Regions from separate parts of the Homo sapiens genome. Here region 2 is linked to region 1. A link is a loop called in an ENCODE intact Hi-C map of the cell type or tissue named here. Cell type or tissue: GM12878. All regions are shown on one strand. Links, peaks and the distances in the headings refer to the core of each region. The heading gives the core; the rest is flanking DNA. Region 1 overlaps CPEB3 (cytoplasmic polyadenylation element binding protein 3). Region 2 overlaps CPEB3 (cytoplasmic polyadenylation element binding protein 3).

What was found. Peaks named below come from ENCODE experiments on the same cell type or tissue, not always from the same donor. Only the 100,000 strongest peaks of a DNase experiment are listed, where the experiment ranks them.
Region 2: a loop joins it to region 1, with 7 times the contacts of the local background. A loop is called at or near these places in 4 of 110 quality-filtered maps.

Annotation. Positions count from the first base shown.
Region 1 is chr10:92,137,176-92,148,278 of GRCh38, reverse strand. CPEB3 (cytoplasmic polyadenylation element binding protein 3) reads left to right here. Exons shown (of 10, transcript NM_014912.5): 5 at 3,194-3,334; 6 at 5,161-5,250. It also overlaps the pseudogene EIF4A1P8. Among named protein-coding and RNA genes, the nearest start is that of CPEB3, 150 kb to the left of the region's middle. In GM12878, for the core only: no CTCF peak of the experiment used is centred there; DNase peaks (open chromatin) are centred at 5,088 and 6,108; H3K4me3 peaks cover 837 bases; H3K27ac peaks cover 1,001 bases.
Region 2 is chr10:92,204,319-92,215,421 of GRCh38, reverse strand. All of the region lies in intron 2 of CPEB3 (cytoplasmic polyadenylation element binding protein 3), which reads left to right. Among named protein-coding and RNA genes, the nearest start is that of CPEB3, 81 kb to the left of the region's middle. RefSeq lists an enhancer at 3,921-4,090. In GM12878, for the core only: no CTCF peak of the experiment used is centred there; a DNase peak (open chromatin) is centred at 4,001; H3K27ac peaks cover 1,451 bases.

The sequences.
Region 1 (11,103 bases), core at 1,131-9,130:
AGGTCTGTGTGATTGGCAGTTAGTGAGCAAGAAGGAGAGGCAGCAACTGTGACGTAGAAGGGGTGTGCAGAGGCCTTGCAGTTCACAGTTATGTTTTTGTACTTTATCCAAAAAGTAATGGGAAATCATTGAGGGCTTTCAAGGATGGGGTGAGGAGTGTGCTTACATGTTCAAATTAATGTTTGAAAATGGTACCTTTGGCTGTTTTGTGGAGAAAGCATTGTGGGGTACGAGGTAGAAGTCAGTAGACTAAACAGACTATTTACTCTGCTTGAATTGGCAGGATTTAGTGAGAGATGGATTTGACGTGGAGTATAAGAGAAAGGGAGATGTCAAGGATGATTTCTAGGTTTCTGGATTGAATCCAGTGTGGATAATCAGCATTTTTATTGAGATTTTAGGGAATATTAGAGAAGGAGCAATTTTGGAGGGAAAGATCAAGAGCTGTTTTGACAGTACTTGCTCTGTGGCTTCTTGTTCCTTTACTTCAGAAACTCCCACTCTGACAAGATTCTGCTCAAAATTGCCCTCCTGTGAAAATACTCTAAAAATCTCTCCCCGCCAATCTCCAGGAGGGCAGTAAGTTGTGTTCTTGTGTCACTTGGTAAAGTCTTCTCTTAGCACATCTCTGTTTTATAATTATTTATGTACTTGCCTGTCTCCCCCACCAGACTGTGATTCCTTTGGCAAGGAAGTATCTTATTTGTTCGGTGTCACTGAAATATGGGTGAATATTTCCTCAAGTGTTTTCCACTGAGTTTTGTATGGTAAAGGGTTCCTTTAACATCTGGGTAATGCTGGAGTAAGTTAATGTTTTTTTTTTGAGACAGGGCCTCACTCTGTCACCCAGGCTGGTGTGCACTGATGTGGTCTCAGCTCACTGCAACCTCTACCTCCTGGACTCAAGCGATCCTCCCACCTCAGCTTCCCCAGTAGCTGGAACTACAGATGTGCATCACCATGCCCGGCTAATTTTTGTATTTTTTGTAGAGACAGAGTTTCACCATGTTTCCCAGGCTGGTCTTGAACTCCTGGACTCAAGTGATCCACCTGCCTCGGCCTCCCAAAGTGCTGGGACTATGGGCATGAGCCACCATGCCTGGCCAGTTAATGTTTCTTTACTGTAGAACTTTTCGTAGCCTTTTATTTTCTGAGGTGGAAAAGCATAACGTACGCATTATTTTCCCAGATTATTTCATTTCCCCTTCCCCAGCTCTCGTTTTCTGAGTATCTAATGTTACTAGTGTTGAAGGTAAGAGGTGGGTTTGGGAACACTCACTGGGAAATGCTGATTTGCGCATGTGCCTGACACTGAGTAGGCATGTAATTCACTGAGTGTGGGCTATGGAATAAAGCAAACCTGTCAGCTCTAGGAGAACGTCACTGGATGTCTTTGGAAAGCTCTTTTTGCCTATAGTTGCTGCAAATCTATTTCTTTCACCCCCAGTGATCAAAACAAACATCAAGGGATGAGAATTTACTGTCTATTGTTTGTTGCTGCCAGGCTAAAAAAGATGGGTGGCATGAGATGACAGATTTTGTTCTGTTTCTTTATAGCTAAGCTGGGGAAAACTGAACAAAAAATTATTTGGTCTTCTTATTTAACTCCTAGCATTAAAACAGTGTCTTTTTTACACTACCTGGGTTGTTCACAAAATAACCAGAGTTATATTAATAACTTTAACTTTTTTGTAAAAGAAATACATGTTCAGTATTTTTCTAAGGGCTATTTATATTCTGTTTTAGAGTTGGCTGTTGTGACACAAAAACCTAGGTTTCAGGGAAATAAAGATAGTATAGACTAAATGGGGAAGACACTGCTCTTTTTTTTTTTTAAGAGTATATTAATTTATTTTAGAGGGGAATTTTCCTTTTTTCCCCCAAAAGTTAGAGTACTCTAATGGTTCATTTTTAGAGTGGAACCTAGTGGAAAGTTTTGCTAGGAAGTCACTGACTCAAACAGGAAATATATTTGATTTTAAATTTAGATTTTATTTTGTAATGCCAAATGACATTATTGTGTTATATTTACTGCTGGTAAATTTACTGCTGACTCTAACTGCTGGTATCTTTCTTATAGTCATGTGGATTGGGTAGATACTTTTGCTCTACAAACTTTATTTGGCTATAGAATTAATGAAAATAATTCTTTTTTCATTTCTTTTCGTATATTTTTTGAGTGATATAAAATGTAGCCTAGATTAGTAGGGTTAAGGGTTTCATAACCACATCCACATTTATACTCCCACATCTTAAGTTATGTGTTTTCATTTACTTACCCTGTCCTTTATTATTGCGTATGTTTATTTCCAAATTAGAGTAGCTTGGAATGACAAGGAAAACTTGATGATCTTTAGTTCCACTATTAGAAAAGAAGTTATCAGCCTCTGTCACCAGTTTTGTATTCCCTTGGCTATCAGGACCACTCTTTAGAACTAAACCTCTGAGATTACCATAAAGAGCAGATAAAAATCTGTGGATAGAGATTACTTTGTCCATTTATTTTAAGAAATGACTAAAGAAAGAAAAAAACATAGCTGCTGAATATACTCCTAGTAGCTATGATAGAGACTGAATGAGTAAAATGCAGTGATTTTTTAGCAAGGAAACCACTGAAATTTTGATGCTTTTTTTTTTTTTTTTGAGACTGAGTTTTACTCTTGTTGCTCAGGCTGGAGTGCAATGGCACGATCTTGGCTCACTGCATCCTCCACCTCCCGGGTTCGGGTTCAAGCGATTCTCCTGCCTCAGCCTCCTGAGTAGCTGGGATTACATGCATGCACCACCATGTCCGGCTAATTTTTGTATTTTTAGTAGAGACGGGGTTTTGCCATGTTAGCCAGGCTGGCCTCGAACTCCTGACCTCAGGTGATGCGCCCACCTCAGCCTCCCAAAGTGCTGGGATTACAGGCATGAGCCTCCATGCCCACCTGGATGATTCTTTTTCTTTAGTTAGCAATCTGGTCATCCCAAGGCTGTGCCTACCCTTACACAAAAATGATGATAAAAAGTTATCTGGTAATATTCAGTCCTGTTAATCTTGGAAAAGCCACAGCTCAGGACACCTTTTTTTTTGTATGCTTCTCTCTGCACTTCGGGCTTCTAATAGAGCATTTATTGTCCTAGAAAATCATTTTAATTATAGAAACTCCCACATTTGTTTCAGGTCGATCTTCTCTCTTTCCCTTTGAAGATGCCTTCCTGGATGATAGCCATGGTGATCAAGCCTTGTCATCTGGCTTAAGTTCTCCCACTCGCTGTCAAAATGGGGAACGAGTAGAACGCTACTCTAGAAAGGTGTTTGTTGGAGGACTTCCTCCTGATATTGATGAAGGTACTATGCATTCATTAATGATTTTGCAAAGGCTGAGTTTGTTATTTGTGTGTTCTGACCCTGCCTCTCCTCTCCAAGTCAACTTTAGGACATCTATATCTTAGTGCATAGGAGGTGAGACTATTTGGTGGATTAGAAAGTGGTAGTCTATTATTGTACTAAGTACTTCATGTTACATTATCTCATTTAATCCTCATAGCTATCTAATAAGGATATCCTAGCATCTCCATTTTATAGATAAGGAAACTGAGGATCAGAGAGAAATAATTTGTTCAGGGTTATATAGCTGATGGTGCAGTTGCAACTCAAATTCAATTAGATTCCAGAGCTTCTGCTCATGTGCATCACACCAAACCATCTCACATTTTAATATAAATACTGGCCAGTGCAGTGGTTCACACCCGTAATCCCAGTACTTTGGGAGGCCAAGATGGGAGGATTACTTGAGCCCAGGGGTTCAAGACCAGCCTGGGCAACATAGCAAGACCCTGTCTCTACAAAACAAGATTAGCCGGGTATGGTGGTATGTGCCTGTACTCCCAGCTACTTGGGAGGCTGAGGTGGGAGATCACTTGAGCCCAGGAGTTTGAGGTTACAGTGAGCTATGATCATACCACTGAACTCCAGCCTGGATGACAGAGTGAGACCCTGTCTCATAAGTAAATAAATAAATAAAAACAAATACCTATTAACAAAAAGCATAATCCACCTCTTTAAAAGAATGAAGATGAATTAGAATTTTTCTTAATAATAGTTTTGAGATGCTATCAGTCCAAAAGTGAGTGTTCACTTATGCCTAAAGCCAGTTTATTTTAGCACACGGTAAGTTGTCAATAAATATTTGTTGAAAGGATGAATGAAATAAAATTGTGACAAAGTTAACTTAAGCAAAAAACAACTCTAGTTCCAGTAGGCTTTGGGTCTGATATAAAAATACTGTCTGATATTCTAACAGTCTTGTTTTTCTAGCATTTTTCTAGCTATGACACACTTCAAATTTATCATGATTTCCTTTTTTCATGGTGACAGGAGAAAAGTCTCAAAAAGTGGTTTTATTTTAGACTAACTACATTAAAGTTATACATAGCTGAATGCTTATTTTCCTCCAAATTGTTCTTGTATTCATGTTAATCTCATCTATTGATTAGATTATCTTCAAGACAATTTTTAAGATCATGGCTGAGAGAGTGGTACCCTAAACCTGAGTAGGAGCCAGGTTATAACCTCTGCTTTGAGTCATATGTCAGAGGGAAAATATAAATGTATTGATCTATAATTTTTGATATATTTTCTATATAGGGTACGTAATATGTAGTTATTAAAGAGAACATTGGCCATCAACATTTTCTTATCACCCAATAGAATTACCTACTTATTGCCCCTACTCCTTACCAAAAGAATCGTATCTATTTCTTAAATAATCTTAGAGGTTCCTACAAGTGAAACCATATTTTAAATATTTTCTGTACCTTACTTTCTTACTAAAATCAGAGAACATTCCTATTTTTAGAATCTTTCTATTTGACATAGAAGTCACCTTAGTTTAATATGAGATACTTTTCTTCCAAATTCTTTATGTCAAGTTTATTGGCAGTGAAAGGAAATGAATTATAGTTAGAAACACACTTTGCATGATTAAAAGTGAATAACCAAATGTACACCCAAGCAATGGTATTTCACTTAGTAGGTTTCACTTCCGTAAAGATGCTATAGAAAACAACCCTCAAAACATTTTTTTAAACTAAAAAGACATGTTTTGTGCTCTTCTGGTTTTCTGATTGCAATATTTTTTTCTCTTTTGCTAAGATTCTTTCTTTGTTTTGTAGATGAGATCACTGCCAGCTTTCGCAGGTTTGGACCTCTCGTAGTAGACTGGCCTCACAAAGCTGAAAGCAAGTCTTATTTTCCTCCTAAAGGTAATGCTCTTAAAATGTTTCCACTGCTTGCCTGTTGGAGAGATAGCATGACAGTTCAATAAAAGGCAGCCTTTTAACTCTTGAAATAGCTGTTGAATTTTTTCCCCCAATTAGGAAAACATTTTAATGTTGATCATCCTTTTGTGTATTATGTTTCCACTTAGAGACTCTTCCCCTGAAGCACACTGATTGTTTCATGGCACCGATTTTATTGACAGTGAGACCCTGGAAGTCTGTTGTGGATGAGCCTCCTGCTAATTTTCATTATTTTGAAAGGAAAGATCTAGGGTTTTGAGGAATGTCAGCAATGGTAAAGGAAAAGATTATTTAGGGTCAGATTTTATTTGTATTCCATAGCCCTGTGGTTTTATAGATCTTGTAAACCCCAAACCTGGGAAACCTAGTGGCTAAAGAATGGCATTGTACAAAATTATCTTTATCCACATCTGTATATTAAGTGACTTAGCCTGTTTGGGAGCAGAGGGCAAACTAGCAAAAGACACTCCATATGACCTTGCTTCCCTGATTTTTGGGGAGGCTCATTTGATAATTTATGAGTGCATGAAAATATATTGCTTTGTTCATAGTTTGTCATTTCTGCAGAATCTAGGGAACTTTACTGGTGATATTCATTTGGGTGTGTTCCTAGATTTATATAGAAGAATGTTTTGGGTTAAAGGTTTTGTTTGTGTTACATTCTGTAGATATGCTTCAAGGATACATTTCATTTCAGAAAAATGGCTTTTTGATACGTATTATTGTGTAATATTACTCAGCACAAAAAGATGAAGTGAAAATACTTGTCCTTCCTGTGCCTCATAAATGAATCAAATTATAGCTTAACCTGAGGAAGGCAAGTGGCTTCCTTTTATGTCCGGTTTGTTAGGTTTCATTGTCAGTTGTACTTCTCCAATTCTCACTCTCTTCATAACCCACAAAAATAAGTTAATATAGAGGGCTGTTGCTTGTTCTTTGTTTTTTTTTTTTTTGTTTTTATTTGTTTTTTTTTTTGAGACGGAGTCTCACTCTGTCGCCCAGGCTGGAGTGCAGTGGCGTGATCTCGGCTCACTGCAAGCTCCGCCTCCTGGATTCACGCCATTCTCCTGCCTCAGCCTCCCGAGTAGCTGGGACTACAGGCTCCTGCCGCCACGCCCGGCTCATTTTTTGTATTTTTAGTAGAGACAGGGTTTCACCGTGTTAGCCAGGATGGTCTCGCTCTCCTGACCTCGTGATCCGCCTGCCTTGGCCTCCCAAAGTGCTGGGATTACAGGCGTGAGCCACCATGCCCGGCCTTTTTTTTTTTGGTATGTTTTCTTATCAATTATTTATTATAACCATATGAATAATTCCAGTTATTATTTTTATTTCAATAACTATTATTATTATTTTTTATTATTATTATACTTTAAGTTTTAGGGTACATGTGCACAATGTGCAGGTTAGTTACATATGTATACATGTGCCATGCTGGTGTGCTGCACCCATTAACTCATCATTTAGCAATAGGTATATCTCCTAATGCTATCCCTCCCCCATCCCCCCACCCCACAACAGTCCCCAGAGTGTGATGTTCCCCTTCCTGTGTCCATGTGTTCTCATTGTTCAATTCCCACCTATGAGTGAGAACATGCAGTGTTTGGTTTTTTGTCCTTGTGATAGTTTGCTGAGAATGATGATTTCCAATTTCATCCATGTCCCTACAAAGGACATGAACTCATCCTTTTTTATGGCTGCATAGTATTCCATGGTGTATATGTGCCACATTTTCTTAATCCAGTCTATCATTGTCGGACATTTGGGTTGGTTCCAAGTCTTTGCTATTGTGAATAGTGCCGCAATAAACATACGTGTGCATGTGTCTTTATAGCAGCATGATTTATAGTCCTTTGGGTATATACCCAGTAATGGGATGGCTGGGTCAAATGGTATTTCTAGTTCTAGATCCCTGAGGAATCGCCACACTGACTTCCACAATGGTTGAACTAGTTTACAGTCCCACCAACAGTGTAAAAGTGTTCCTATTTCTCCACATCCTCTCCAGCACCTGTTGTTTCCTGACTTTTTAATGATTGCCATTCTAACTGGTGTGAGATGGTATCTCATTGTGGTTTTGATTTGCATTTCTCTGATGGCCAGTGATGGTGAGCATTTTTTCATGTGTTTTTTGGCTGCATAAATGTCTTCTTTTGAGAAGTGTCTGTTCATGTCCTTCGCCCACTTTTTGATGGGGTTGTTTGTTTTTTTCTTGTAAATTTGTTTGAGTTCATTGTAGATTCTGGATATTAGCCCTTTGTCAGATGAGTAGGTTGCAAAAATTTTCTCCCATTTTGTAGGTTGCCTGTTCACTCTGATGGTAGTTTCTTTTGCTGTGCAGAAGCTCTTTAGTTTAATTAGATCCCATTTGTCAATTTTGGCTTTTGTTGCCATTGCTTTTGCTGTTTTAGACATGAAGTCCTTGCCCATGCCTATGTCCTGAATGGTAATGCCTAGGTTTTCTTCTAGGGTTTTTATGGTTTTAGGTCTGATGTTTAAGTCTTTAATCCATCTTGAATTAATTTTTGTATAAGGTGTAAGGAAGGGATCCAGTTTCAGCTTTCTACATATGGCTAGCCAGTTTTCCCAGCACCATTTATTAAATAGGGAATCCTTTCCCCCTTGCTTGTTTTTGTCAGGTTTGTAAGATCAGATAGTTGTAGATATGCGGCATTATTTCTGAGGCCTCTGTTCTGTTCCATTGATCTATATCTCTGTTTTGGTCCCAGTACCATGCTGTTTTGGTTACTGTAGCCTTGTAGTATAGTTTGAAGTCAGGTAGTGTGATGCCTCCAGCTTTGTTCTTTTGGCTTTGGATTGACTTGGCGATGTGGGCTCTTTTTTGGTTCCATATGAACTTTAAAGTAGTTTTTTCCAATTCTGTGAAGAAAGTCATTGGTAGCTTGATTTTTTTTTTTTTTTTTGAGACAGAGTCTCACTCTGTTGCCCAGGCTGGAGTGCAATGGTGTGATCTCGGCTTCTGCAACCTCCACCTCCCGGGTTCAAGCAATTCTCCTGCCTCAGCCTCCTGAGTAGCTGGGACTACAGGCTTGTGCCACCATACCCGGCTAATTTTTGTAATTTTAGTAGAGACAGGTTTTCACCATATTGGCCAGGCTGGTCTTGAACTCCTGACCTCATGATCCTCCTGCCTTGGCCTCCCAAAGTGCTGGGATTACAGGTGTGAGCCACCATGCCCAGCTGAGATATTTTGATATAGGCATACAGTATGTAATAATCACATCAGGGTAAATGGGGTATTCATCACCTCAAGCATTTATCATTTCTTTGTGTTATAAACATTCCAATTATACTTTAGTTATTTAAAAATATACAGTAGATTATTGTTGATTGTAGTCACCCTGTTGTACTATCAAAGACAAGATCTTATTCATTCCATCTAATTATGTTTTTGTACCTATTAACCATGCCCACTTTTACCCACCCACCCCCACCTTCTTTCCAGCCTCTGGTAACTTACATCATTCTATTTTCTGTCATCATGAGTTCAATTGTTTGGATTTTTAGTTCTCACAAATGCATGAGACAATGGGAAGTTTGTCTTTCTGTGCCTGGCTTATTTTTCTTATCATAATGTCCTCCAGTTCCATCCATGTTGTTGCAGATGACAGGACTCTTTTTTTTCGTGGCTGAATACTACTCCACTGTGTATATGTACCACATATTCTTTTTTTTTTTTTTTTTTATGTGTGTGTGTGAGATGGAGTTTCACTCTTGTTGTCTAAGCTGGAGTGCAATGGCACAATCTTGGCTCACTTCAACCTCCACCTCTGGGATTCAAGAGATTCTCCTGCCTCAGCCTCCCGAGTAGCTGGGATTACAGGCCTGTGCCATCATGCCTGGCTAATTTTGCATTTTTAGTAGAGATGGGGTTTCTTCATGTTGGTCAGGCTGGTCTCGAACTCCCAACCTCAGGTGATCCACCTGCCTCGGCCTCCCAGAGTGCTGGAATTACAGGCGTGAGCCACCGTGCCTGGTCACATACCACATATTCTTTATCCATTCGTCTGTTGATGAATGGATAAAGGTTGTTTCCAAATCCTGGCTATTGTGAATAGTGCTGCAACAAACATGGGAGTACAGGTATCTCTTTGATATACTGATTTCCTTTCTTTTGGTTATATATACCTAGCAGTATGATTGATGGATCATATGGTAGCTCTATTTTTAGTTTTTTGAGGAACCTCCATGCTGTTCTCCATAGTGGCTATACTAATTTATATTCTCACCAACAGCGTACAAGTGTTCCCTTTTCTCCACATCCTCACCAGCATTTCTTATAGCCTGTCTTTTGGATAAAAACCATTTTAACTGTGGTGAGATGATATCACATTGTAGTTTTGATTTGCCTTTCGCTGACAATCAGTAATATTGAGCACCTTTTCATATATCTGTTTGCCATTTGTATATTGTCTTTTGAGAAATGCCTATTCAGATCTTTCACCCTCCCTTTTTTTTTTTTTTTTGCCTCAAAAAGTGACGTTTATTCAAGGAAAAAAATTACAAGATGTCCATCCCTTGGCTCTCTTTCCTTCCGCCTCCTGCTGCTCCTCAGTTTCCCAAGAATGAATCCTGGCTGGGGCTAGGTAGCAGGATAGCCCCTCAGATGAGGTCAGCAACATTGAGGGCCATCACCTCAATGGAGGTGTTGTATAAGGTCTCAGTTTCTTAAAGAGTCCTCTTGTCTTCTTCTGTTACCATGTTAATAGCCACACCCTTATGGCCAAACCATCCACCTCGACCAATTCTGTGGATACAGGTGGGAAGGTCACAGTTGATAACTGAAGAAACCTGCTGCACATGAATGCCTCTGGCTGCGGGTCAGTGGTAATCAATACTCTGTGAGAGCCAGAACAAAACTCCCTCATGATCACATTTCATTCTTTTGTTCCATATCTCCATGCATGGCAGAGACAGTGAAGTCCCAAGCATGCATCTTCTCAGTGAGCCAATCCACTTTCTTCTTTTTTTTTTTGAGACAGAGTCTTGCTCTGTCACCCAGGCTGGAGTGCAGTTGTGCGATCTCGGCTCACTGCAAGCTCCTCCTCCCGGGTTCATGCCATTCTCCTGCCTCAGCCTCCCAGTAGCTGGGACTACAGGCACTTGCCACCATGCCCGGCTAATTTCTTTTTGTATTTTTAGTAGAGATGGGGTTTCACCATGTAAGCCAGGATGGTCTGGCTCTCCTGACCTTGTGATCCGCCCACCTTGGCCTCCCAAAGTGCTGGGATTACAGGCGTGAGCCACTGCACCCAGCCGAGCCAATCCACCTTCTTTCCAGTATTGATGAAGATGACTGCCTAGGGTGACAATCAGGGTTTCATACAAGCCACACAGTGTGCTCAGTTTCCACTCCTCATGTTCCACATTGATGTAGAATTGGTGGACCCCCTCCAGGGTCAACTCTTCCTTCTTGACAGGAATCCAAATGGGGTCCCTTATGAACTTCTTGGTCACCTCAAGCACATCAGAAGGCCTTGTGGCTGATAGCAAAACCACCTGGGTGTTGCTGTTGAGCTTTTGGAATATGTCATAGATTGAGTCCTTGAATCCATGGCTTAACATTTCATCAGCTTCGTCCAGTACAAACATCTTGATGTATTTGGGAGACAGGTATCTCTGGTTAAGCATATCAGATATATGGCCAGGGGTACCCACGATGATATGGGGAACTTCCATCTGTAGTTTCTGCACCTCAGCATGCACGTTGGTGCCCCCAATACAGCCATGACAGGAGGCACCCATGTAGTCTCCTAGTGTCATGACCACCTTTTCTATCTTTTGAGCCAATTATCAAGT
Region 2 (11,103 bases), core at 792-8,791, 67 kb before region 1:
CCAGCACTTTGGGAGGCTGTGGTGGGCGGATCAGGAGATCAGGAGTTCAAGACCAGCCTGGCCAACATGGTGAAACCCCATCTCTACTAAAAATGCGAAAAATTAGCTGGGTGTAGTGGTGGGCGCCTGTAATCCCAGCTACTTAGGAGGCAGAGGCAGGAGAATCGATTGAACCCAGGAGGTTGAAGTTGCAGTGAGCTGAGATTGCACTACTGCACTCTAGCCCGGGCAACAGAGTGAGACTCCGTCTCAAAAAAAAAAAAAAAAAAATCTTGGCTTGGCACTGTGGCTCACGTCTGTGATGCCAGCACTTTGGGTGGCCAAGGTGGGTGGATCACTTGAGGTCAGGAGTTTGAGACTAGCCTGGCCAACATGGCAAAACCCCGCCTCCACTAAAAATACAAAAATTAGCCAGATATGGTGGCATATGCCTGTAATTCCAGCTACTTGGGAGGCTGAGGCATGCGAATCACTTGAACCCAGGAAGCAGAGGCTGCAGTGAGCCAAGATTGCACCACTGCACTCCAGCTGGGTGACAGAGTGAGACTCTGTCTCAAAAAAAAGAAATAACAAAAAACTTTTACTGATGTTAGGAATGCTGGGAAAGTTGAAAAAAAAATTGTTAAAATAAATTTGAGCCAGGCATAGTGGCTCATGCATGTAATCCCAGCACTTTGAGAGGCCGAGGTGGGCGGATCACGTGAGGTCAGGAGTTTGAGACCAGCCTGGCCAATATGGTGAAACCTCATCTCTAGTAAAAATACAAAAAAAATTAGCCAGATGTCGTGGTGCATGCCTGTAATCCCAGCTACTTGGGGGACTGAGGCAGGAGAATCGCTTGAACCTGGGAGGCGGAGGTTACAGTGAGTTGAGATCACGCCACTGCACTCCAGCCTGCGGGACAGAGTGAGACTTCATCTTAAAAAAAAAAAATTGAGTGGTATCTTAGTTCATTTGTGTTGCTGTAACAAAAATACCACAGTTTGGGTAATTACAAAGAACAGAAATTTATTTCCTCACAGTTCTGGAGGCTGGGAAGTCCAAGATCAAAGTTGCCAGTGGGTTTGATGTCTGGTGAGGGCTCCTCTCTGCTTCCAAGATAGTGCCTTGTTGGTGCATTCTCCAAAGAGCATGCTGAGTCTTCACATGACAGAGGGATGGAAAGTCAAAAAGGGTCTAAGCTGGTTCCCTCTAACCCTTTTATAAGGCACTAATCCATGCATGAGGGTGGAGCCCTCATGACTTAATCACTTCCCAAAAGGCCCCCCACCTCTTAATATCACCACAATGGAGATTAAGTTCAAGTCATGAATTTTGGGGGACATTCAGTCCATAGCAGGTGGGATGGGTGACTATTTGGTGGAAAATGAAAATGGTTGTGTGTTACTTGAGATTAATATGTGTGCAATGGTAAAAAGTTGAAAGTTGAGTCATATGTATGGTTTTCTGTTTGGTGATTTTGGGGATAAATTTGGCTTTTTAGAAGTATGGCTTATATTTCTGTAATTCTGGAGTTTAAATGTGACCATGAATTGCAGTCAAAATGGCAGGGTATAATTCACTTTGTGCTGGGGAGATTTGGTGGACTTCAACTAATTTGCCATATTATAATTAGCTCTAGACTAGGAGATTTACCCTAGTTGTTGGGCTTTAACATAGTGTTCTACTGAGTCCTGAGACTGTTGGAAAAAGTAGTGGAGATGGCCATGTTTGTTTTGTGTTTCATTTAAAATCTGCTTTAAAGACCCAGTCAGGAGTTAAGTGTCAAATCATAAAAATAGTAAGGTTCTACAAAGTCTAAAAATTTAGGACATGTTTATAGCCTGTTCTTAAGATTCCAGCTTCAATGAAATTGATATATTATGCCTGTTGTTTCTACATTAATCTTATGTTCTCCTACTCTACCATTCCAGGAACCGAAATAAGGTAGATTGCTACAAGTATGGATTTTAATTTTGGTAATTTAAATCATTAGACAGAACAACTTATTTATAAATTACCCTTTTCAAACCGATCATCATTGTTTCTGTTTGTTAAACTTAATGAATCTCCAACACAACTTATTTCACTTTACAATTCTTATTCATTGACTTTTGTTAAAGCCCCATGTAAACACCACTAGGGAAATCTGTTAATTATATGAAACTGAGTTTCCTAAACTTGCTGAGCAAGCACTACCTTGACAGAGCCTCAGGAGTATCTTAGAAGAAGGAGTGTCTTAGGATGGGAGAAGTTAGGGTACTTAATAAGGTTTTGGGGCCTGGGGTTACTCATAATGTGGTTTTAGGGCAGAAGTAAACAAGATTTGGGTGGGGATTGGTAAAATGTATAAACTGGCCTAGTTGCTGAAACTTCGGAATGCAGGAATTTAAGCAGAGTTACCATGAACTCTGTCTATAGCAGTGCTGTCCAAAGAAATAGACTGCAAGCTACATAGATCATTTTAAATTTTCTAGTGGCACATTTGAAAAGTAAAAAGAAACACTTGAAATTTTTTAAATTTTATTTATTTTTTGTAGAGATGGGGTCTTGCTATGTTGCCCAGGCTGGTCTGGAACTTCTGGCTTTAAGTGATCATCTCACCTTGGCCTCCCAAAGTGCTGGGATTATAGGTGTGAGCCACCATGCTTGGCTGAAATTAATTTTACTAATATATTTTATTTAACCTCTATATGTGAAATGTTATTTCAACACATGATCAATACAAAAATTATTAATGAGATGTTTTACTTTTTTTTGTACTAAGTCTTTGAAATCCGGTGGGTACTTTACAAATACAGCACATCTCAGTTTATTCTAGCGACATTTCAAGTGCTCAATAGCCACATGTGGTTAGTGGCTACTATATTGGACAATGAGGATATATTGTTTTAGGCTGGGCAAAGTGGCTCACACCTGTAATCCCAGCACTTTGGGAGACCGAGGTGAGTGGATCACCTGAGGTCAGGAGTTTGAGACCAGCCTGGCCAACATGGTGAAACCCCATCTCTATTAAAAACACAAAAATTAGCTGGGCAGTGGTGAGTGCCTGTAATCCCAGCTACTTGGGAGGCTGAGGCAGGAGAATTGGTTGAACCTGGGAAGTGGAGGTTGCAGTGAGCTGAAGTTGCACCACTGTACAACTGTCTTGTTGTACACTGTCTTGTTGTACCACTGTCTTGTTGCCTGGGCAACAAGAGTGAAACTCCATCTCAAAAAAAAAAAAAAAAAAGAATTTATTGTCTTAAAACATATATGTTGGAGCTGGGCACGGTGGCTCCTGCCTATAATCCTGGCACTTTGGGAGGCCAAGGTGAGCACATCACTTGAGGTCAGGAGTTCAAAACCAGCCTGGCCAACATAGTGAAACCCCGTCTCTACTAAAAGTACAAAAAATAAAAATAAAAAATTAACCAGGAGTGGTGGCGGGTGCCTGTAATCCCAGCTTCTTGGAAGGCTGAGGCAGGAGAATTGCTTGAACCCTGGAGGTGGAGGTTGCAGTGAGTCGAGATGGCACCACTGCACTCCAGCCTGGGCAACAAAGTGAAACTCCGTCTCAAAAAAAGAAAAAGATATATGATCTTAGAACATATATGTTTGAGCTGGGCGCAGTGGCTCATGCCCATAATTCTAGCACTTTGGGAGGCTGAGGTGGGCGGATCACTTGAGGTCAGGAGTTCAAAACCAGCCTAGCCAACATAGTGAAACCCGGTCTCTACTAAAAATACACACAAAAAAATTAACCTGGTGTGGTGGCGGGCTCCTGTAATCCCAGCTACTTGGGAGGCTGAGGCAGGAGAATTGCTTGAACCTGAGAGGCAGAGGTTGCAGTGAGCCAAGATCGCGCCACTGCACGCCAGCCTGGGCAACAGAGCGAGACTCTGTCTCAAAAAAAAAAAAAAAAAATTATGATATATGTTTGAATGAGCTGTTGTTTAAAACAATTTGAGCTTAGATAGTTTGTGTTCCGTGTCATGATTTGGCACAGTTTATCTGTTCTGAGTCATAGTTTCTGTTTCTATGTGGTTTCTGTTTCATTTCTCACTTTCATGCATAAATCTGTGATCTTCCATTAGCATGCCATTATTAATACACATATACAGAGATATAATCTATAATTTACAAAGACAATGTAAGAGTTTTCTTGGATACTTGATAAATTATCTACCAGACTAAGCCTTCACTTCCAGTAGGTATTGTTTCATCAAATTTTCTAAACAAAAATTGTCTAAAAGTGGCTGAATGCTTATATTGTTCCACCAGTTTTTATTTTATGTGGTGCTTTCTTTATAGCTGACAAAAGCATTTTACATATATTCTCACTTATAAGATATTTCATGGTATTTTCTTTGAGCTTTCATGTTTATAGCTTTTATTTATTGATTTATTTTTTGAGATGGAGTCTCACTCTGTTGCCCAGGCTGGAGTGCAGTGATGTGATCTCAGCTCACTGCAACCTCTGCCTGTATTTATATATGTACCAGGCTCAAGCGATTCTCCTGCCTCAGCCTCCTGAGTAGTGGGATTACAGGCATGTGCCACCACGCCTGGCTAATTTTTGTATTTTTATACAGACTGGGTTTCATCATCTTGGCCAGGCTGGTCTCGAACTCCTGACCTCAAGTAATCCGCCCGCCTTGGCCTCCCAAAGTGCTGGGATTACAGGCATGAGCCACCACGCCTGGCCATATTTATAGCTTTAAATGAAATTGTTTTTATTTAGTATAGATGTTATCAACACAATTATAACATTATTCAAATGAAGAGTAGTTGTTAAAGTCATCATATATCCATTGGAATTGAATTATACCCTCAGTTTTTCCAAGAGACTACAGATTGTTCAATAGTTTATGTATTACCCCTTAAAGTGTGTATGTGTGCGTGTATGTTTATATTTTTCTTCCTTTCTTTTGGTTTCCAGCAACTTTCCTATCCTGCATTATTTCAAAATAATTGCTATTAATTTTTTATACACATTCAGTTCCACTTAGTTGAATGGAATATATTTGCCACTTTCCTTTTTCACAGTTTCATAGTTTGCTGCCTGTAAATCATGCCTGATTTTACTTTGGTTCATTATTACTCCTTCATGAAGACAGAATTGAGGTCCCTTCTGCTTCCATACCATAGTTGATGACCACCTTCATTTGTATCTTTATAGCATCCAGGTGAGGTAGGCATTATTGTTATCCACATTTCTCAAATGAGGAAACTCATACACAGGGAGATTAAATAACTTATTCAATTCTATTGAAATTTGAGTGCTTACAGTGTGCTGTGATTTAAATCTTTTTATTTTTATCTAACTGCAGAGCGGCAGAGCATTATAATTCTGGCTACTACAGGTCATCCCAATGAAAGACTGATTATTTTGGGTATATAATTATATAAATAGTGAGTTCTGTCTGCTTTTTCCTTTTCATTTCTTCTTGGCTTCTCTCTCCTTTTTCCTTCCTGAAATTGTTCCTTGAAATTCCACTTTTTTTTTTTTTTTTTTTTTTGAGACAGAGCCTAGCTCTGTCGCCCAGGCTGGAATGCAGTGGCAAGATCTCAGCTTGGCTCACTGCAGCCTCCGCCTCTCGGGTACAAGTGATTCTCCTGCCTCAGCCTCCTGAGTAGCTGGGATTACAGGCGCCTGCTACCACGCCCAGCTAATTTTTGTATTTTTAGTTGAGATGGGGTTTCACTGTGTTGGCCAGGCTGGTTTTGAACTCCTCATATTGTGATCTGCCTGTCTGCCTCCCAAAGTGCTGGGATTACAAGCGTGAGCTGCTGAAATTCCACTTTTGAGTCCTTGCATTTGGAATATTGTATATACCTGATAGTCTCATTGAAGGAAGATAATCATACTACCAGTCTTCTTGCTTATTGTTTCGGCCTCTAAAAAGTCTTTTTTGTTTGTTTTTTTGTTTTTTGACACAGAGTTTCTGTCTCTTGTTGCCCAGGCTGGAGTGCAATGGCACGATCTTGGCTCACTGCAACCTCTCCCTCCTGGGTTCAAGCGATTCTCATGCCTCAGCCTCCCAAGTAGGTGGGATTACAGGCATGTGCCACCACGCCCAGCTAATTTTTGTATTTTTGGTAGAAATGGAGTTTCACCATGTTGGCCAGGCTGGTCTCAAATTCCTGACCTCAGGTGATCTGCCTGCATCGGCCTCCCAGAATGCTGGGATTATAGGCGTGAGCCATTGTGCCTGGCCTAATATGCAGTAAATTAAGACGGTTCAGTCAGAATTTCCAAAATGTCTACATCACAGAATTTTTTTTTAAATAACAGCTTTATTACTGTCAAACGTTAGTGCTAACAAAATTTTTCCAAGTATGCTCAGGGCTGTTTCACTCTTTCTTCACTTGTTCAACATGTTTACTGGGAACTTTAATATGCCAAGAATTAAAGATAAAAAGATTAAGTGAGGCATAGTCTCTGACTACAAGAAGCTAGTGATCTACTTAATAGATGATGATTATATAATGAGGTAAATGCAATGACAGAGCCATATGCTAGGAATTATGGGAGGACAAACAAAGGAGGAGTCAAAAAAAGCTCTCAGGCTGGCAGTGGCTCCTGCCCTGTAATCTCAGCACTTTAGAAGGCTGAGGCTGGTGAATCATTTGGGGTCAGGAGTTCGAGACCAGCCTGGCCAACGTGGTGAAACCCCGTCTCTACTGAAAATACAAAAAATTAGCCAGGCATGATGGTGTGCACCTGTGGTCTCAGCTACTTGGGAGGCTGAGGCATGAGAATGGCTTGAACCTGGGAGGTGAAGGTTACAGTGAGCTCAGATCCCCCAACTGCACTCCAGCCTGGGCAACAGAGTGAGACTCTGCCTTAAAAAAAAAAAAGAAAGAAAAAAAAAAAGGGCTTTCAGAAAAGGGAGGCCAGACACATTGCCCAACTTCCTTAAAATTTGGAAAGACCCAAGAAGAGATTCCTCAAAGGACACACAGGCTATAGGGCTGCAAATAGCTAAGATTTATTTGTAAATAGCAAGTTTCTTCTACATAAATACTTATCAGATTCTTGAAAACTATTAACATTAAGGATGTAGCTTGGTAAACCCTTTCTCCAGGACAGCATCTGGTTAATTTGTGTATGAATATGCAGAAGTTCAAAATGGCATTCTACCACAAAGGAGTCTGACTTTAAAGACTTGTAAAATGTGTAGCCTTGAATCTTTACCCTGGTATTCAACTTGGGGGATTTGTAGGGAAATATTACCATTATCTGTTGAGCTAGACAAGCAAATATTCACTTTCTAGCATACTCAGGCTACAAAATAATCTAATTTCTTCCTATTACCATTTATTTATAGAATACTTATACAGCTCATAAAGCATTTTTCCCACATATTTTTGCTCATCAGAACCTCACCAAGGTGTTCTTTTGAGCCTTGCTTAGGATACCCTATCCTACTTCAACATATCCCAGGTCCTTTCTCCTCTTGTTAAGCCAACAACAGGACTATCAAATATTTTTGGAAGTAAATAATAGCAGAACATTAATGACCAATATTGGCTATGTGCCCAGTACTGTTTTAAGCACTTAACATGTTTTTTTGTTGTTGTTTGTTTTGAGACAGAGTCTCGCTCTATCGCTCAGGCTGGAGTGTAGTGGTGTGATCTCGGCTGACTTCAACCTCTGCCTCCTGGGTTCAAGCAATTCTCCTGCCTCAGCCTTGTGAGTAGCTGGGACTACAGGCATGTGCCACCACACCCAGCTAATGTTTGTATTTTTAGTAGAGATGGAGTTTCACCATGTTGGCCAGAGTGGTCTGGATCTCTTGACCTCGTGACCTGCCAGCCTCGGCCTCCCAAAGTGCTGGTATTACAGGCGTGAGCCACTGTGCCTGGCTGCGTGGTGATTAAACATAGATTAACATGTTTTATCTCATTTCTTCCTCGCAAAAGCCTATAAAAGTAAATACGATTATTATCCCATTTACAAATGAGAAAACTGAGGCACAAAGATATCACATACAAAGTGTCTGAGTCAAAATTAAAGTGCAGGCAATTCAGAGCCTTAAAACCATTCTGTCTTTCTGTCTCCAGGTTGAGAATTATTCCTAGTTAGCAATTCTCATTTCTCCTATTGTCTTACCATTATCTTATCTTTCTACTCAGCCTAGTATGTGGTGTGTGTATGTACATGAAAGAAAAATGGGCTGGGTATGGTGGTGCATGCCTGTAATTCCAGCACTTTGGGAGGCCGATGGGGGCAGATTGCTTGAGCCCAGGAGATTTAGACCAGCCTGAGCAACATGGCAAAACCCTGTCTCTACAAAAAATACCAAAATTAGCAGGGCATGGTGGCATATGCCTGTGGTCCCAGCTACTCAGGAGGCTGAGGTAGGAGGATCACTTGAGCCTGGAAGGTCCAGACTATTAGCCAAGATCGTGCCACTGTACTCCAGCCTGGGTGACAGAGTGAGACCCTGTCTCAAAACAAAAAAAAAGGAAAAAAGAAGTGTACCTTCTCATATTGTTTCTTATTCATTAAGCTGAATTCCACAATAACAAAGGAAAGCAAAAACATGAATAATTCCAAAGCACTTTTTTAGTCTATAATTTTAAATAACTCTCCCAGACCTATTAAAGGACTCAAAAAATCTGTTTTACTTCAGTTTGTTTCCATATTTTGGGGAAACGGTTTACTTAAGTGAAAAACTTGAATAATTTGCCTAGAAAAGTAATTAAAGTATGACCTTTAAGTATAGCTATCTGAAGGTTATTAAATGGACTCAATATGCAAAAATTAATTATATTCCCCAAGTTTCATAGAAACATTTATTGCCTACAAAATAAGATATGAACATAAATAAATATATAAACATAAATACAAGTTTAAGAATTAAAAAAAGAAAATAGCCAGGTGTGTTGGCATGTGCCTTAAGTCCTAGTATTTGAGAGGATGTGGTAGGAGGATCGCTTGAACCCAGGAGCTGGAGGCTACAGATGTACTCCAGCCTGAGTGACAAAGTGAGACCCTGTCTCAAAACGAAAGGGAAAAAGAGTACATAGAGATTACTTTTTCTGGACCCAACTATCACCAGAATATATTAAGACTTTCTGAGGCCGGGTGTGGTGGCTCATGCCTGTAGTCCCAGCACTTTGGGAGGCTGAGGAGGGTGGATCACCAGAGGTTGGGAGTTCGAGACCAGCCTGACCAACATGCCGAAATCCCGTTTCTGCTAAAAATACAAAAAATTAGCCGGGCGTGGTGGCGCGTGCCTGTAATCCCAGCTACTTGGGAGGCTGAGGCAGGAGAATCTCTTGAACCCGGGAGGTGGAGGTTATGGTGAGCCGAGATTGCGCCATTGCACTCCAGCTTGGACCAGCGAAACTCTGTCTCCAAAAAAAAAAAAAAAAGTATTTACTGGACTTGACTTTATGACATTTAAAGTACCCTAAAGTATCATTATTAGAATGGTACTGGCTTTATTTTAAAGTAAAATTTTTTAACCTTCTAAATACCAAATATTTTAATAAATGTGGATGCTTTCCATTTTAGATGCTTTATTAACATGTTCACCTCTTAAATGGGGTAACATTTAAATGGAAGATTAGGTTAAAGACTTAGGTTCTTTTCTCCCTGGAATGCTTACATAACACATAATTTGTGTGTAGTTGGCCTTCTTCAAGGATACTTGATTTGTATTAACTGAATTTAGGCTGGGCGCAGTGGCTCACACCTGTAATCCTAGCACTTTGGGAGGCTGAGGTGGGAAGATCACTTGAGTCAGGAGTTCGAGACCAGCCTGGCCAATGTGGTGAAATCCTGTCTCTACTAAAAATACAAAAATTAGCTGGGCATCATGGCGCACACCCATAATCCCAGCTACTCAGGAGGCTGAGGCAGGAGAATTGCTTGAACCTGGGAGGCAGAGGTTGCAGTAAGCTAAGATCACGCCACTGCACTCCAGCCTGGGTGACAGAGTGAGACTCCGTCTCAAAAAAAAAAAAAAAAAAAAAAAAGGACTGAATTTAATATTTAGTTTCCTCATCTGTAAAAAAAGATATTGTAATATCTACTTCATAGGACAGTTATAAAAATTAAATGAGGTAATCCAATGAGATACTCATCAGCACAGGGTCTGGCACATATTAATTATCTATTATATGGTAGCTATGACTTAATCAGTTCTACGAGGCTTGTTATGAAAAACAGTATACACATCCATTTTCCTCTCCCCAGAGGCAGATTGGCTGCTTTTGAAAAATAAACCAGCATTACTTTGTCAGGGATAGGTTTAGCATGAAAGCAGTTTGGGCGTAAGCCTGTTCAAATTAAAAAATGATAAAGCTTTAAAAGTGGTTAAGACAGCTGCACCTGTAATCCCAGCACTTTGGGAGGCCAAGGTGGGTGGATCCTGAGGTCAGGAGTTCAAGACCAGCTTGGCCAAGATGGTGAAACCCCATCTCTACTAAAAATACAAAAATTCGCTGGACATCGTGGCAGGTACCTGTAATCCCAGCTACTCGGGAGGCTGAGGCAAAGAATTGCTTGAACCTGGGAGGCACAGGTTGCAGTGAGCCATTATAGTACCACTTTACTCCAGCCTGGGTGACAGATCAAGACTCTGTCTCAAAAAAAAAAAAAAAAAAAAAAGTGGTTAAGATAGTTTTGGCTTTTGAATACAATATTCTATTATGTTTATTTTGGTTATTTAATCCAATTTTATTATTTGTCTCATTTTAATTTAAGTCTCTTTTTATCTGGAATTAGAGTTGTACAATAAACTTGAGATTCAAGGGGTTTTTTGTTTTTGTTTTACCATTTTCCTTCCACTAGAAGAGAGGGGTTTGGAAACTAAGATAATGAGCTTCTATTTCTCTGGTCCCAGACCATGAACTTGGAGTGAATTTCTTTGGTACTTACCAGGTTCCCTGTTTTAAAATATACGAACATGTACATTGGTGACCTTTCCAGTGATGGCCAGGGAGTGACAATGAAGAGCTATAGTCTGTAGCTCTTAATCTGTGTGTACACTGGGCAGGGCATCATCTGTTGGTTTCTGAAAGGAGGAGGAGCCCTAGAAAGCTGCTAGCCCAAATTGACACAGCTGTTGTTTTATTGCTTTTATTGCTATAGGATGATTTGCATAAAAGCTGCTGCTTAGTTCCTAA